2 separate regions of the Mus musculus genome follow, and region 2 is linked to region 1. A link is a loop called in an ENCODE intact Hi-C map of the cell type or tissue named here. Cell type or tissue: heart. All regions are shown on one strand. Links, peaks and the distances in the headings refer to the core of each region. The heading gives the core; the rest is flanking DNA.

Region 1 (8,329 bases), core at 1-8,000:
CTCAGACTTCATTTTAGTTTCATCTATGACATCTGTTAATTTGAATATGTGCTATTCCTTGAGTGATATGACGTAAATATATACAATGACAAGATAAGCATCATCCATTACTAATTGTTCTGCTGACACTCGATGGACAGCCAACTCCCGAATGAGCTGATATTTTTTAGACATAAAACTAGAAGTAAGAGAAAAAAATCAGACTTTTCAAATGTATCTTTCTGTGTTGAAGCACGTTACTTTGTCCTTCTATGTATGAGCTGACTCTGTTAAGTGTAAAAGTTCCTAACATTAGGCAGAAAAGAATTTTATTAAACACAACTCTACTCACTCTGGTTAAGACCCCACAGTCTGGTCCCTGACTAAGGACATTTTCCCCACACTCAGAACTGAAACAGTATCACATTTTTTCGTTAATACCACAGGAAATTCATGGGAAGGGTCTAAGTGAGTTTGGAATTTCTTTACCCCTTCCAAGGGATTGCCAGTGTTTGCATACAAGGGAGGGATGTTACTACAAATGCCAAACTCTTACTGACAATGCTTGCGACTGTCCATTAAAGCTAGGTGCAGGGCAGACATAAGCATATTATTACATACTGTTTCACTTGCACTATGGGAACCTATACAAGGCTTTAAAAGTCAATAGACCACAATCAGAGTATGAGCCCCAGCACCCATATAAGAATGAAAAGACTCCCAGAAATTTGGCACACACAGTGAGATAAGGGAGAGAGAAAATGTTTTAAAATGGGAGGGTAATCATGTATTCAAATTCCTAATCTAATACTTAATACAATACTCAATGGGTTACTTTACCCAACCTTAACTTCCTCCTTTAATCATTATGGTTATTTCTAAATGGTGTTTAAAATACCAATACACATTCTTATGCCTTGAATTTAACACAGGTACGAAAAGGTTTGTTGTACACAATCTATTTACAATATTGTAAACACAGGGTTGTATTCTCTCTTTTATAATAAGGAATCTAGTACAGAATCTGTAATCTCCAATGTATTAACTGATGGCTACCTCTGTAAAGTCCTATTACAAACATTGGAAATTACTGGTTTCTCAGAATCTTGCAATGAATAGAGGCCATATGGCAATTAATTATGCTCTACACAGCAATCTCTCTAATTGATTCGCTACCAAAATATTTATTGATAAGTATTTTATTTGCTCAACTGTATTACTGATAGTGTAGGTTTTCCTTGCTACTTATACCCATTGCACAAGACGTTCCTCTAGGAAATATCAGTTACACTGAAGTTTGTGCTAAGTTTCAAACAGAAAACTTCCCTTCTACACTATTTATCACTCTACCACCATTTTCACATCACTAGAATGCTGAGTAGGAAATCAAACACAGCTTTCAATACTTTCAGTGTGAAAGATAGCATATTACCCAGGTTTTACTACGGAAACACCTCGGGTATTCCTGTTCCCATTGAGAAGAAATGAGAGTTCAAGCTACGGATCAGTCCATGGGGATTGGAGATGGAGGCTGAGATTTGACATTCTTCAACTGCCATTGTCTGATCTGAGGAATATTCACAGACTTGGACCAGTATCATTTTCAAAAGACTAAATATCCATTAACATTTCCAAGTAACTATTTAAACACACACACACACACACACACACACCACTCAAATAGAAAGTCAGACCCAGTTTGGGGGAAATTTCCAGAGAAAGCATACTGAATGTAAATATTAATAATATATATCAATGTGCACGGGACTAAACCACTTGAGAACAAGCTTGAAGCAAGCCAGTTCGACTCAAGTCACTGAGCCTTGGGAGGCAAGGACCTCGAAATGATTCAAGGCTTCCCTACAAGGAATTATTTAACGGTGTTTACTCTGGCTCCCCAGAATCTCTCTTCAGACACTCCCCTAACCCAAAAACCAAGGTTGGGTGGTTCCTTTCTGTCCTCTGCCAACTAATGTCAAGCCTATTGTAACTATTTTCTTGCACCCTCACTAAGGTATGAGCTCCAAGTGGTGTAGAATCAAATTCTGTTTGAGCCAAGACCACAGCAGAAAGTGCAATACATATTTAAATGTCCAATTCTGCTCAAATATAGTGGTTATTTTTCATAATGCTAGTAACAGCCCATTAGAGTATATGCAAAAACCAGTTCAGTAGATTATGACCACCATTTTAGCTGAACAACTCTATAACTCTACGCTTATAATAAATGCTGCTCCAGGAAATGTCTACCTGGGCTACCCGGTACGGAAGCCGTACGGAGTCATAATTTTAAAAGACTTCACGACAGTCAGTCTTAAAAAAAAAAAAAAATTCACCGAAGGCCCTCCTCTCTTTATCCAGTTCGTTTCTTCCATTCTTTTTAACCTTTCACCCCGCATTCCACTCGTTACTGAATTCTGTACCTAACCGGGTCCTGGGGACATCCGCTTGCTCAAATGTTTAGAGACCCTGGGATGCTTCGCGAGAGAATAATGGCTGCCGCCGCCTCCAAGAAAAGCCATTATTTCAGCTTGCTAATAACACACACAGGGTCCCTCATGTCCCTGTCCCTTCCTCCAGCCCGACAAAGGGAATTTATTTATTCCCAAACGCAAATCTAAGGCGGTTGACTGAGGCTCAGGTTGCGGCCTGTACCACTACGGGGCCGGCTCGGAGGCGGGGCCTGGCCTGTCGCCCGCCCGCCCGCCCGCGGACCCTCCCTCCAGGCCAGCCGCCACGACTGGGGGCGCGCGACTCACCGGGCACCAGTGACTCAGATTCCGCCATGCCGAAGCCTGCGAACGGAATCTGTGCCTGCTTCGGAAAGATAGCAGGGGCGACTCGATTGAGCCTAAGGTGCTGCCCTACCCCCTGGGACCCCCATCGCGACCCTCTTGGCATAGACCACTACTGTGCTCCCGGAAGTCAACAAACAGACGCTAGGGGCAACGGAGGCGGAGCCTTGCGGGGCGGGGAGGGGCGAAAGGCTTTTGGAAGGAGGCTGGCGGAAGCTGTGTCAGTGAGGCGCAAGCGCAGATGCCATGGTCGCGGCGGTAAGCGACCGCACACCCTCTAGCGGTCGCGATTGGAAGCGGCCATGCTGCAGACTCTGGAGCGCATCTACTTCTGAAGGGATCCTGGCCATGCAGGGACCTAGAGGGGATATGGTGACAACATCATGTCTCACATAGCCCTAACTTCTGTGACTCATGCAAACGTCAACGCACAGCTTTGACAACACACTAGGACTAACAATCTGTAACACAGCAAGGTACTAGGCGGTTTACATCCCAAATGTCATTTGCAATCCTAGGAACAAAACAAATATACTCGATGCACACATTAGATCCTTATTGAATAAATGGTCGTAATAAATGTTATTACAATCATGCAAGTTGAATAATGCCATTCCTGTTTGCGGATATGCCAATTAAACATAGGAAGAGAAGCACAGTTCAGGTTGTTTAGCCTGAGGTCTAAACAGTCCGCCTGCATCTCCTATAAAACTAAAGGGCCAAGATCTATACAATTTCCTCTGAAATATTATATTTTTCTGGATAAACCTTGGTTTTCCACCCATAATAGTTGGCCACAATAAAATAAATAGGAAGAAAATCTTCCAGGATGAGTCCATTTGTATACCTGAGGTAGTTGGGTCTCAATCAAGCACAACTGAATTTAAGGCTCCCAGAATTCGAGAGTTATTACCTACACTTACTCAGGGCACTTTTATTAGGAAGGAAAGAGGGAATAGAATCCAATCACTTGTGTACAAACTAAAGTTGAGGATGAGATTCTAGTAAAGATGCTTAGCAAGGAGCACCGACCTGGGAACAGGGATTTAAGAAAGACAAAAGCTTGTCTGATGACGACAAAGTCAGGAAGGTCTGAAGCCAAAGAAACTGAATGAAATTAAAGAAGTCTGGACATAGTTAACTGTATGCAAAGACTGATAAAGTGATCAGTTCCTCCCAGGACCTTGCTGAGGCTGGTTCGAGGTGAGATGGCATGTCCACAGAATCGGACGCTTTATCCTAAAGACTATGGAAAGTCATGGAGGAGCTTTAAGCTCAGAAGTGATAGGAAAGGACCAGTTATGCATGTTCTTGAAGTGATTCTACCTGTTTGGGCTGCTTTTCTGACAAGCAGTTTGAGCACTGAGAGGCAATTCAAAGGCTATTACAGGTATTTAGGTACAAAAGTGGTCAGGCTGCCCGAAGTTCAGTATTTTGGCACACAGGAAATGGTGTCTAGTTGTCAACTCTTGGAAAATGCTGACCTATCATATAACTTACATCAGCAGAAAGGAACAAAAAAGGTAACTTAACTTATTTTGAGGAGAACTTAATACTCATGTCTAAAGGCTCATAACAATCATGATGAGAAAAATCAGAATATTTAAAGACTTTCTTTGCTTATCCTGTTATTTCATTGACTTCTAAAAATAAATTTCAGAGCATAAGTCAGTGCTGAGCACTTCCACGCTGGTTTCTCACATAAGTATCTAGGCAAGGGTGGTGCCGTTTACAGAGATGGGAAGTGCTATGCAAGGAGCAGAGGAGGTTAGAGTTAGGTCAGTAAGGTAATGGAAGAGATAGTGAGCTCAGCCCTTGAACACATAGGAAAGTCAGGTGGAGTTGCTGAGCACAGCAAGCAACTGATGCACAGAAGGTCCAGATGGAGCCAGACACTTATGGAACTCCTGGATCAACGCTATCATGGCAGTCTCGGGAACAGGTGAAAGAAGGAAAGGGAAGGACAAAGGAATCTAAGGTGAATCGTGAAGAATGCCGAAGTATGATATCCTAGCAATGGGTTATAAGGCTTAAAAGGTGATGAGAGAGAGAGAGAGAGAGAGAGAGAGAGAGAGAGAGAGACTGGAAAATACTGCACCAAACAAGAGTATAATCAAATTGTCCACATAATGTGTACAAATTAAATGACACCGAATTACCTTCTGAAGTTAGAAATATGGTGATCATTCTCTGTGTTATAAAAAGAGCGGTTTGCTGGGGCAATGGAAGAGGAAACAGTATTGGAGTAGGAAGTTGGAGACGCTGAGGGAAAAGCATCCCTTGAGCATCAGCATTCGAGACAGTAAGTGCAGAGGGACCCAGGAAGAGAGGAAGCAGCATTTGAGCCGGGAAGAGGGGTGAAAGGAGGGCTTCTGTTAAACTAAGCAATGTATGATACCACTGGGAGGTCCAATTGAATAGATGCGGAGAGAATCCTTCTTCAGAAAAGTAATAGAATAGAAATCCTGGAAGACAGCAAGGCCTTGCATCCAGAGAATATGGTGGAGACGCTGGCATTAGCTCAGACACACAGCTTTCTAGCAGAGAAGAAGAGAAGAATAAAATTCCCCTTACAATATAATATTGATACTTTTGATTCATCTAATATTTATAATCTAAGGGTGCCACACACACATACAGCTATGATGGCACCTTAGATCATTTATATTATATATTATCTGTTCATATGCTCTATCTCAGGAAATGTCTTAGACATCCGAGGTAATGAATGTCTAGCTTCTATCTTAGTGCCCAGAATACAGTAGCACTTAATACCAGTAGGTATTAGAAACAAGGCAAAGTTGGCTATGCTCACTGTACTGGAAGGCAAAGCCAGGCCATGTGTGCCACGATGGAAATAGCACTCAAATCTTGGCAACGGCTCAAAAGTGTCATTTTTATTCCTGCAGCATGCCTAGCAAGGCTCAGTGGTTTCAGCGGGTCCCATGGGCGCCTGGGATACTGATGGAAGTATAAGCATGCTTTAGCTGCATTGTAAGCGTGACCTCCTTGGTTACCTCATGAAGGCAACAGAATGAGGCTAGAAATTCTGTGTTTTAGATCAGAATAGATGTGTTTTTCCAGTTTTGTGTGCATTGCAAGGGGACTGGAAATTAAAGGAGAGCCACTGGCCCTTCAAAAACAATAAGGGCCTCTCCCACAATCCTGACAGTTGGAGAGCATGAAGTGTCTAAGTTGCAGCTTTCCAAACTGTCATTTGTACTATTTATCCTATGTTGTCATGAAACTGAATATGGAGGGCCACAAAATGTTTGCCAACAGTGGAAGGTTTTGGAACACATAATGACCAAAAGATAAATTTAGAATCAAATGTGTAATGAGCTGAGGGGTTTCTGGCCATCAATCACCTGTGTTGTCTCCTGTGACTTTCCTACAGCCTCACTCCTAAACACAGGACCTGTGCACTTTGAACTGTGTGTGCTCTCATAAACATGCAGTGTGAGCAAACTGCTGCTGTTCTTCAGCTTAGAGGTATTGTTATATGTTTGTTGTATATACAAGAACATGATGCTTTAATTAAAAAAACACGTTTTATATTTTCTTAGTGTCATTTCTTAGCTAGTAATCATCAAATTGTTATATGGATTATAGTGCCTTAGAATACTTGATTTTTAAAACTCACTATTTTAATTGCAGACTGAAATTTCATTTAAAAAAAGTCATTAAATGAAATTTGGTGTGGGATTAGGACAGATTTTTTTCCAAGAATTTTTCAAACAGTTTCAAGATATTTCTACTGTTTTTAATTGTATATTTATGCAAAATAGCATTCTTGGCATTGGTGATTCTAAAATCAAAACATTGATTAATTTTGAAAAAAAAAATGAAGATGCCATGTCCTGAAGTATGAACTATTAGGTCAAAAAGGAATTCTTTATGTAAAAATAAAAGAGCATGGCCGTTTTACTAGGATGGAAATTTGCATGCTTTTTTTAAATAAATGGTAAAAAAAAATCTCTGCTTTTAGGTATATTCATGTCACATATGTATTGTATTCCCTTCTGATGCACACACAGCCAAAAACTCAGATAATCCTTGGGAAATTGTGTTGGTTCTCATGAATTTTACATATCTGGGAAAAAAAAAGTAGAAGTCTTGGCTATTGACTGTATTACATCTAGCTGGGAGTAATTTCTGAGGATGTTTTTGTCAACTAAAAATAAAAGCATGTACGAATAAGAAAGACATTTGATGGGCTGTGTTTCCTCCCTGAACTTCATTTCTTATTTGCCAGCATTGAAGAAACTCTTCCAGGATTTGAATTTTGTGCCACATTACAATGCAACTGCCTTCACTGTTCCTCAAGTTGCAGGAACATAAGCAGGTGTGTCGGTACTTCAAAAAAAAAAAAATACGTTGGGAGATCCCTAAACAGCAGAGCTCACTGAGAGCTTCTGTACTGGCTAGTTTTTGGGTCAACTTGACACCGGCTGGAGTTATCACAGAGAAAGGAGCTTCAGTTGGGGAAATGCCTCCACGAGATCCAGCTGTAAGGCATTTTCTCAATTAGTGATCAAGGGGGAAAGGCCCCTTGTGGGTGGGACCATCTCTGGGTAGTCTTGGGTTCTATAAGAGAGCAGGCTGAGCAAGCCAGGGGAAGCAAGCCAGTAAAGAACATCCCTCCATGGCCTCTGCATCAGCTCCTGCTTTCTGACCTGCTTGAGTTCCAGTCCTGACTTCCTTGGTGATGAACAGCAATGTGGAAGTATAAGCTGAATAAACCCTTTCTTCCCCAACTGCTTCTTGGTCATGATGTTTGTGCAGGAATAGAAACCCTGCCTAAGACAGCTTCTAATGATATATTGGATTTTTGAAATGTTTTAATAATTAAATAAAATATTATAAGATAAAAAAAAAAACCCGAACCCACTGGAATTAGACAGAACCAAAAAACAAAAGGAAAAGAGCCCAAGAGCAGGCACAAGAAACAGAGACCCAGTTGTTCACACACTTAGGAATCCCATAGAAATACTAACCTGGAAGCCATAATGTATATGAAAAGGACCTGTGCAGGCCCTGCACATGCTACTTCAGTCTCTGTACATTCTTATATGATACCTCTAGCAGCTCTTTTATTATTCGGGATAGTTTTATCTATCTTGGACTTTCTGTGGTTTTTATGAAGCTAAAAATTGTCTTTTCAAAATCTGCAAAGAATTGTATTAGAATTTTGATGGGGATTGCCTGGAATCTATAGGTTGCTTTTACTAGGGTGGCCATTTTTGCTGTTGATCCTATAGCCATGAGCATGGGAAATCTTTCCATCTTCTGATATCTTCTTCAAATTTTTCAATGTCTTAATTTTTATCCTATAAATCTTTTACTTACTTGTTAGAGTTACTCCAGGATAGGTTATATTATTTGAGGATATTTAGAAAGATGTTGTTTCCCTGATTTCTTTCTCAGTCCATTTGTCATTTGTTTATAGGATGGCTACTGCATTTTGTTCCAGCTGCTTGCTGAAAGTTTCAGCTATAGGAGTTTCCTTGTAGAACTCTTAGAGTCACTTACCATATCATTTGCAAATAAAGATT
Region 2 (8,344 bases), core at 133-8,132, 180 kb before region 1:
ACACTCATTTTTCAACAATTCACAATAGCCTTAATTTGCGAATGAAGGACCATGTTTTTATCAGTCAAAGCTATATTTACTGTTACTGGTGACATATGTGTCATGTTTAAATGAAGGTTTTTGTTTGTACCACTACAAAGAGTGTTTTGTACCAGTTTAAACCAATATTCTTATGCAAATGAAGGGTTGAGGTAAAACCAATCACAGCACTAAATTTTAGCCAAGCCACAGTAGCCTTACCATGCAAATGAAGGACCATGTATGCACTAGAGTATTCTGTATTTATCACTGTCAAGAATAACCATTTTATGCAAATGAAGGCTTGTATTTGGACCAATTATACCAGTCATTTTTAAACCAGTCATGACAGAGCTAACATGCCAGAAGGACTCTGCACCAATCACTGGCATTCTCCATTTGATCACTGACATGTCAGCAATTTATGTAAACAGAGACTTATATTTGGACCAATCATGAAACTCACTTTCAAACCAGTCAGAATAGCATAACTATGGAAATGAAAAACTAAGTTTTCACCAATGAAACCATTCTCCAACTGAAATAAGCATTTTATAGAAATGAAGCCTTATGTTTTGACCAATATCACTATTCATTTTATACCAATCACAAAATGCCTCCTATGCAAATGAAGGATTATATTTTCACCATTCAACACATTGCTTACTTTTGCTGATGGTATAGGCATTTTATTCAAATGAAGGTATATGTGTGGACCAATCCAAAGAGTGTTTAGTAATAGTTACTATTAGTCTCTTATGCAAATATAAGCTTGGGTTTAATCCTCTCAAAGCACTTATATTTAGCTAAGTCAAGATACTCTTTCTATGCTTACTCTTTACTTGGGAATATTGTTTGTTTTGTGTGTATTTTATTTCCCTAAGTTACAACTACAAATTCACTTGGAAGTCTGGTTTTGTTTTTTGTTTTTTTTTTTTTCTCCATGGAGAGTGTATCTGTTTTTTCAGACAGCAGAAGATGGAGTCATCTTCTTTCCCACACCTATGCTGAGGGTTTCAATCATTTCCTACTGCTTGGTGGTATAGTTTTAATCAATGCTGCCTCTTTTCCTAGCAATAAATGGCTTCCTTCATATGCCTGTGGTTGCAGCTGATTATGGATACCTTTATTTCCTAGTAAGTATGGCTCCTCATAGTTATCACATCCACTTTCCATGGCCTCCAGTCTTAGAGATGGGGAACCCTCAGACTAATGGAGAAAGCTTTGTCTGTCAAAATTGAAAACAATAATACTACAGGAGGGGAAGTTTCTTGGGGCTGATGCAGATCCTTTAATCAGATATTAAATCAGAACCCCCTCTCTAGTACTTAATACTGTCCTTCTCTGGCATGGTCCCAGTGCTACCCCTGGGTTCTGGTTTCATTTCTGTTGCTGTTGCAATTATCCCAACAAAAAGCAACAGAAAAAGGTTTATGTGGCCCACAATTCCAGGTTATTGTCCACCTGTCTTAGAAATACTCATAAAATACTCATATGAGGCAGATGGATGGAGGGTACTGGGTGGGAGATGGCATGGGGACGTAAACAGGGGGAGAGGTTCAGGATCATGTGTTGGGAGAGACAGGAGAGAGAGCCAGAGGGCCAGAAGAATGAATAGAAATCTGCAGCATGTTAGGTTGGGGATGGGGTGGGGTGTATTTGAGAATGTACCAGAAATCTAGGATGGGGGAGGCTCCCAGGAGTCCATAAGGGTGACCTTAGTTGAGACTCGCCGCAGTGTGGATCTTGTACCTAAGGGGCCACCTCCTGTAGCCAGGCAGGAACCCTATTGGAGAGATAAGAACAGAAACCTACCTATAAAACTTTCTACTCAAAATTATCTTGTCTCCAAGAAATGCAGGGACAAAGTTGGATCAGAGACTTAGAGATGTCCAACCATCAACTGGCCCAACTTGAGACACATCCCATGGGCAAGTACCAATCCCTGTCACTGTTAATGATACTCTGTTATGCTTTGATGTAGATGATTAGCATAACTGTCCTCTGAGAGACTCCACCCAAAAGTTGAAACAGATGCAGAGACCTATGGCCAAATATTAGATATATGTCAGGGACTCTTATGGAAGAGTTGAGGGAAAGATTGAGGGTCCTAAAGTAGATAGGAATTCTTCAGGAAAATATACAGAGTGAACTAACCTGGTCCCATAGAGGATCTCAGAAAATGAATCGCCAACTACAGAGCTTACATAGGCTTGAGCAGTTCATTCTCCATGTGGGTCTCCTAACAACTGTAGTGGGTGCAATCCACAAAGCTGTTGCCTGTATGTGGAATATCTTCCCTTAATTGGGTGTTTTGTCTGGCCTCCATGGGAGAGGGCCTGCCTAGCCCTGCAGAGACTTGATGTGTCAGGGTAGGGATACCCAGTGGCGGGGGTGGGAGAAGTGAGGAATCCACCCTGTCAGAGAAGAAGAGGATGGGGAATATGAGGATGAACTGTGTGAGGTAAGAGCTGGTGTCAGGGATTAGTGATTAGAATATGAAGTGAATAAAAAATAATCCCTCCTGTAGGGTTGCAGACCCCTTTAGCTCCTTGGGTACTTTCTCTAGCTCCTTCATTGGGGGCCCTGTGTTCCATCCAATAGATGACTGTGAGCACTTCTGTATTTGCCAGGCACTGGCATAGCCTCACAAGAGACAGCTATACCAGGGTCCTGTCAGCAAAATCTTGCTGGCATATGCAATAGTGCCTGGGTTTGGTGGTTGTTTATTGTGGGTACCAGAGGTTTTCAATGGAGATCTCTGTCCAGGTCTGGTGCAAGAGTTCCAGTGAAGGGAAGTGAGTGCAGGCAGGGAGACGAAGTCTCTGCCGTGCCTTCCAGGTCACTCAGTAACTCCTAGCTGCTCTGAACTGAGTCAGGTCTGGCTGGAACAATGAGAAGCCAACTATCCAGTGAGTATTGTGACGGGACTTCATGTGATTCTTCAGGGGAGAAGATTTCTTCCCAAGTGTTACATACAGCTCTTGGAACAAAAGACTCAGATGAAGGAGTAGTTCACATGCACCTTTAATTCCCTGGATGGATTTATATACAGTTCTGGGGGTGATTCAGGGTTCGACAGCAGGTACCTCTCATTGGATTGGACTGAGAGTTTGGGGAAAACCTTATTTGCATGTGGGAAGGCTTGGTACTGTTCCTACCTGACTGTGTGGAAGAGTCTAGCCAGAAGGCCAGAAGCTTGGAACATTGTCTACGGGACTACTAGCCACATGCCTCTCTTGTGGGGGCTGTGGGAGCAGTAACTTTGACAGGAGCCAGGGATCCAGGAGACATGATCGCATGCCTTCCGCCCCATGTAGGTGGAAATTACCACCCACCAGATCCCACCGGGGTTCAAGACCTAAGCTTGACTGGAGACCAGGCTGTCTGTGCATAGCCCATTGATCCACAGTTTATGGGATGAATCCCCGGGTGGCGCAGTCTCTGGATGGTCCTTCCAACTCAGCTCTGAGCTTTGTCTCTGTAACTCCTTCCATGGGTATTTTGTTCTCCATTCTAAGAAGGACCGAAGTATCCACACTTTGGTCTTCCTTCTTCTTGAGTTTCATGGGTTTTGCAAATTGTATCTTGGGTCTTCTAAGTTTCTGGGCTAATATCTACTTATCAGTAAGTGCATATCATGTGTGTTCTTTTGTGATTGGGTTACCTCACTCAGGATGATATCCTCCAGATGCATCCATTTGCCTAAGAATTTCATAAAGTCATTGTTTTAATAGCTGAGTAGTACTCCATTGTGTAAATGTACCACATTGTCTGTATCCATTCCTCTGTTGAGGGACATCTGGGTTCTTTCCAGCTTCTGGCTATTATTAAATAAGGCTGCTATGAACATAGTGGAGCATGTGTCCTTATTACAAGTTGGTACATTTTCTGGGTATATGCCCAGGAGAGGTATTGCTGGATCTTCCGGTAGTACCATGTCCAATTTTCTGAGGAACCGCCAAACTGATTTCCAGAGTGGTTGTAACAGCTTGTAATCCTAACAGCAATGGAGGAGTATTCCTCTTTCTCCACATCCTCGCCAGCATCTGCTGTCACCTGAATTTTTAATCCTAGCCATTCCGACTGGTGTGAGGTGGAAGTTAGAATTGAATCTTTAAGAAGTGGACACTTCTGAGATACTCAGAGGCCATCTGTGTTGTGAATTTGGACACTAATTTCTCTGACTACATGTGTTGGCATGAGGTCTCTTCTCACATGCTGTCCCAACATCATGATGCTACTAACATCAAGTTCTCACCAGAGCAAAAACCAATACTTTTAAATTTCCCTTGAAATATTCAGAATTACAAACCAAATAAACATTGCTCCTTGAAAATCTTTTTTAAAAAAATCCCTCTTAGTGATTCTAAAATTTGAGAATCATCGGTGAAGTAAAATATGTGCTATCATAAAATAAGGTCCAGTACTGGACAAGATAAAATATTGACAATCCATTATAGCAATATTATGCTAGAATAGACTTTCAAAATTTAAGTAACAATATGCTAATTGAGAAAATATTTACAGTCATTAGAGTGCAAAAGCTGAAATCATATAAGCATAATTTGAACTTGGAAACAAAAAAGAAAATTTTCACACAAAATGAATAGTCAAGGTATTAAATCATCAATCAAATTTATCTGCTTATTTTAATTAAAATATTACTAGTTAGAAAAAACTGTCAATGAAATAATTCCTAATGATATTCTCCTATCATAGATCAATGTCTAACCCAATTGTCATCAGAGAGGCAGATGCAGATCCATACCCAAGCACTAGGTGGAGCCAGGGGAATCCTGCAGAAGAGAAGGAGGAAGGACTATAGGAGCCAGAGGGTTCCAAGACACCTTGGAGAACAAAGCCCACAGAGTCAGGTATGAAGGGGCTCATAAGACTTCACAAAGACAGAAGTCACAAACATGAGGGCTGTATGGGTCTGACCTAGCTCTTTCACATATATGTATGTTTATGTAATTTTGCATTCATGTGGGATTCCCAACCGTGTTAATGCCAGATGACAGCAATCTGAATCTTTTTCCTGAGGTTGGAACTATTTTCCTCCTTCTGAATTGCTTTATCCAGCTTTGAGATGAGGATTTGTATCTATTCTTATTATAACTTATTATGCAATATTCAGTTGATATCCCTGGGAGGCTTTCTCAGTTTTATTGAAAGTAAATGGAGGAGGAATGAGTCTCAGGGAAGGGAATAGAGGGACAGAAATCTGAGGTAATGATGATGAGAAAATAATAATAACAACAATAAAAAGGAAAGCCTGTAGGCTCATAGATTTGAATGCTTAGTCAGTAGGAAGTGGCACTGTGTGTGAAGGGTTAGGAGGTGATCTTCCTTTCAACTGTTAACATCTCTTAGTTGAAAGTCAATAGCAAGTCTTTCCCAATTTTACACATTCCTTTGTAATCTGTAATTCTTTTCTTGTTCATGGAAAGTCTCCCTCTATTTTGATCACTCAGGTCACTTCCACTAGAGGAAACCAACTGTGGAGTTCTGAGAATAATACAGCACTTTGTGATGAAGTCCACGTGGGCAAGAACAGAGGTACTGTCCAAAAATCAGTCATGTGATAGCCACTCTGGAAGTTGATATCCTAGCCCAGACAAGTCTTCAGATGACTGTCATAGCAGATGAAGTGACTTCAGCTTCATCAGAGACTTCAGTACAGACTTGGCAAGCTAAGTCTCCCCTAAAATCTCCAGCCTGCAGAAATTGTGAGGTAATAAAACAATTGTTGCTTTAGGCCACTAAGTTTAGGAGTAATGTAATTGCAATAATAAAGGAACAATCTGGATAGCCACACCCTGGACTTTGTCCAACAAGCTTTGAATACTTTACTGCCTTTCTTCTCCATCATCCAGCAGTCTATATTCAAATCCAATAGCTGAAGGCTTGTGGTGGTCAAATCTGTGGTTCTGTGGCAATTACTGAGTTTTTCCAGATCCTAGTTCACTGTTTAGCAACTTTCTGATAAAGGTTAAGAAACTCCTACTTAACTAGTCTCCTATAGAAAATAACCATATTTGGATAAAAAAAAATATACACCTTCTCAAAAGATTAAGGACAATCAAAAGATAGCAAACTAGAAGAAAGTCATCACTTATAAGAAGACAAACTTTAGATTTGGGGGCTTTACTCAAGGCATATTATAATACATACCTGTGTAGGGTTAGAGGTGAGAGGAGGCTTAAATGAAGATATAAAATGTGTAGTGTTTTTACTTTAAAAGATGAAGAAGTCAGAAAAATCATAGCAACTGAAAAGTGATGAGGTAAGTCTCAATAAAAAGCCAGATGGGGTGACCCAGATTCTAAAAACAAACTGTTTGCCTTTCTAAGTGATTGCTGAGATAGGCAGGTGTGTTTTGGGAGTCATGACAGGTTCTAAGCTGGCCTGCTAACTTTAAGGAATTGAATTGGGATTTCAGCTGTCATCTACTGAGCAGGTGTTGTTTTCTATCTGACCAGCTCATTTAACTTTCCAGTTTTTTCCTGAACACATATGCCCAAGAGTGTACCCATGTATCCTGTATCTCTCTTTCTCTCTCTCTCTCTCTCTCTCTCTCTCTCTCTCTCTCTCTCTCTCTCTCTCTCTGTCTCTGCCTCTTTCTCCCACACACACATACACACACTCTAACACATACACACATAACACATGCACATGAGATAACATGTGACAACTAAAAGTCAGGAGTGTGTGTGTGTGTGTGTGTGTGTGTGTGTGTGTTTGTAGATTCATGCAGTAGGTTGTTATATACATATAGATATGTATCCTGGCATGTGAAAACCTGAGGTTAAGAATTGTGACTCTTCGCATGGATGCTGGAAGTTGAACTCAGGTACCCAAGTTTACACAACAAGCAAGCGCTTTTACCAACTGATCTGATCTAACTCCCTAGTTCTAGCTGTTTCTTTCAAGGAGTTTGAAATGTGTATTTAAAAAAAAAATACACATGTGAACTGCTAATGGAGAAACCTGTATTCTAGAGATAGCAATTGATAATGTTGAAGTGTTTCCTGCGTTTTCTTATAGAGTGTTTTATTTTGAAACATAACAGGTCATCTGGGTATCCATTCATCTTCAAATAATCTGTGTATTTTGGGTGAGGGTCAAAGTGATACAAAGTGACCAGAAAGAATGCTTTGAATAAGTCAGGTAACTTCCTTTCCTGCTATTATCCCATGGGCACAGGGCAGTTTGTAAAGGTCATTATCATTTGACATTTATCCACTATTTGTGTTGTATTCCTTTAATCTGATACATATAAATGAAGCAGTAGTTAAAGAGTGGTTTTTACTGTAAAAGAGGAAAATGATACAGTTTTCTACATAGAATTCAAATCCATTCAAGGGTTGGCGTTTACTCTGCCTAATCTTCTGTGAGAATATTGTTTACCCTACTGCCTGTCTTCAGGCACTATATGTTGGAACTTGAGCATTCTATAATTTCACTATTTTGTTTAAGAACAATGGAGGAGCTAGAGAAAATACCCAAGGAGCTGAAGGGATCTGCAACCCTATGGGTGGAACAACATTATGAACTAACCAGTACCCCGGAGCTCTTGACTCTAGCTGCATATGTATCAAAAGATGCCCTAGTCGGCCATCAATGGAAAGAGAGGCCCATTGGACATGCAAACTTTATATGCCCCAGTATAGGGGAACGCCATGGCCAAAAAGTGGGAATGGGTGGATAGGGGAGTGGGGGCGGAGGTTATGGGGGACTTTTGGGATAGCATTGGAAATGTAAATGAGCTAAATACCTAATAAAAAAAAGGAAAAAAAAAGAAAGGAGGGAAAGCTTTAAGGAAAAAAAAAAGAATAGATTATAGGCCGAAGTGATACCAGAAATGTGTACAAATATTCGCCTAGGAGTACAATCTAATTGTTTATTAAATGCCAATGTGTGATTTTTTTTCTAGGCTCAATCATTTAAAAATAGAAATATCTGAAAAGGGGTCTGATGTACAACCTCTGAATTGTCACCTCTCTGGGTGGGGTGCAGTCAAGAATACAGCCCTACTGGCCCATCATGCTTGTTCATTCACAAACTCAGGAATGATTGGTTCCAGGATCCCAACAGTCATTCGACTTGTGATATCAAATCGTCCAGTACTTACATGGAATCCATGTGAATCCCCTTGTATACTTTAAACCTCTCTGGACTACTTATAGTACCTCATATGAGGGAAGTGATTTGTAAATAGTTTTTTTTATATTACATTGGGGAAAAAGTCTACTCAGTTTCAGTATGAACATCATGTAGCTTTGTCTGAATATTTTCAATTTGCTATTCTCCCACTTGGGAA

What was found. Hi-C counts contacts between places; a loop is a spot of excess contacts. Peaks named below come from ENCODE experiments on the same cell type or tissue, not always from the same donor. Only the 100,000 strongest peaks of a DNase experiment are listed, where the experiment ranks them.
Region 2: it touches region 1 in a loop (2.7-fold over the local background); 2 of 42 quality-filtered maps call a loop at or near these places.

What each region holds. Positions count from the first base shown.
Region 1 is chrX:10,213,814-10,222,142 of GRCm38, forward strand. It overlaps Rpgr (retinitis pigmentosa GTPase regulator), which reads right to left and starts at 2,982. Exons shown (of 17, transcript NM_011285.2): 1 at 2,739-2,982. The coding sequence starts at 2,880. In heart, for the core only: a CTCF peak has its summit at 3,066; a DNase peak (open chromatin) is centred at 2,928; H3K4me3 peaks cover 1,473 bases; H3K27ac peaks cover 863 bases.
Region 2 is chrX:10,030,072-10,038,415 of GRCm38, forward strand. It overlaps Srpx (sushi-repeat-containing protein), which reads right to left. Exons shown (of 10, transcript NM_016911.5): 10 at 7,906-8,344. Among named protein-coding and RNA genes, the nearest start is that of Srpx, 83 kb to the right of the region's middle. In heart, for the core only: a CTCF peak has its summit at 4,783 (motif pointing right); no DNase peak of the experiment used is centred there.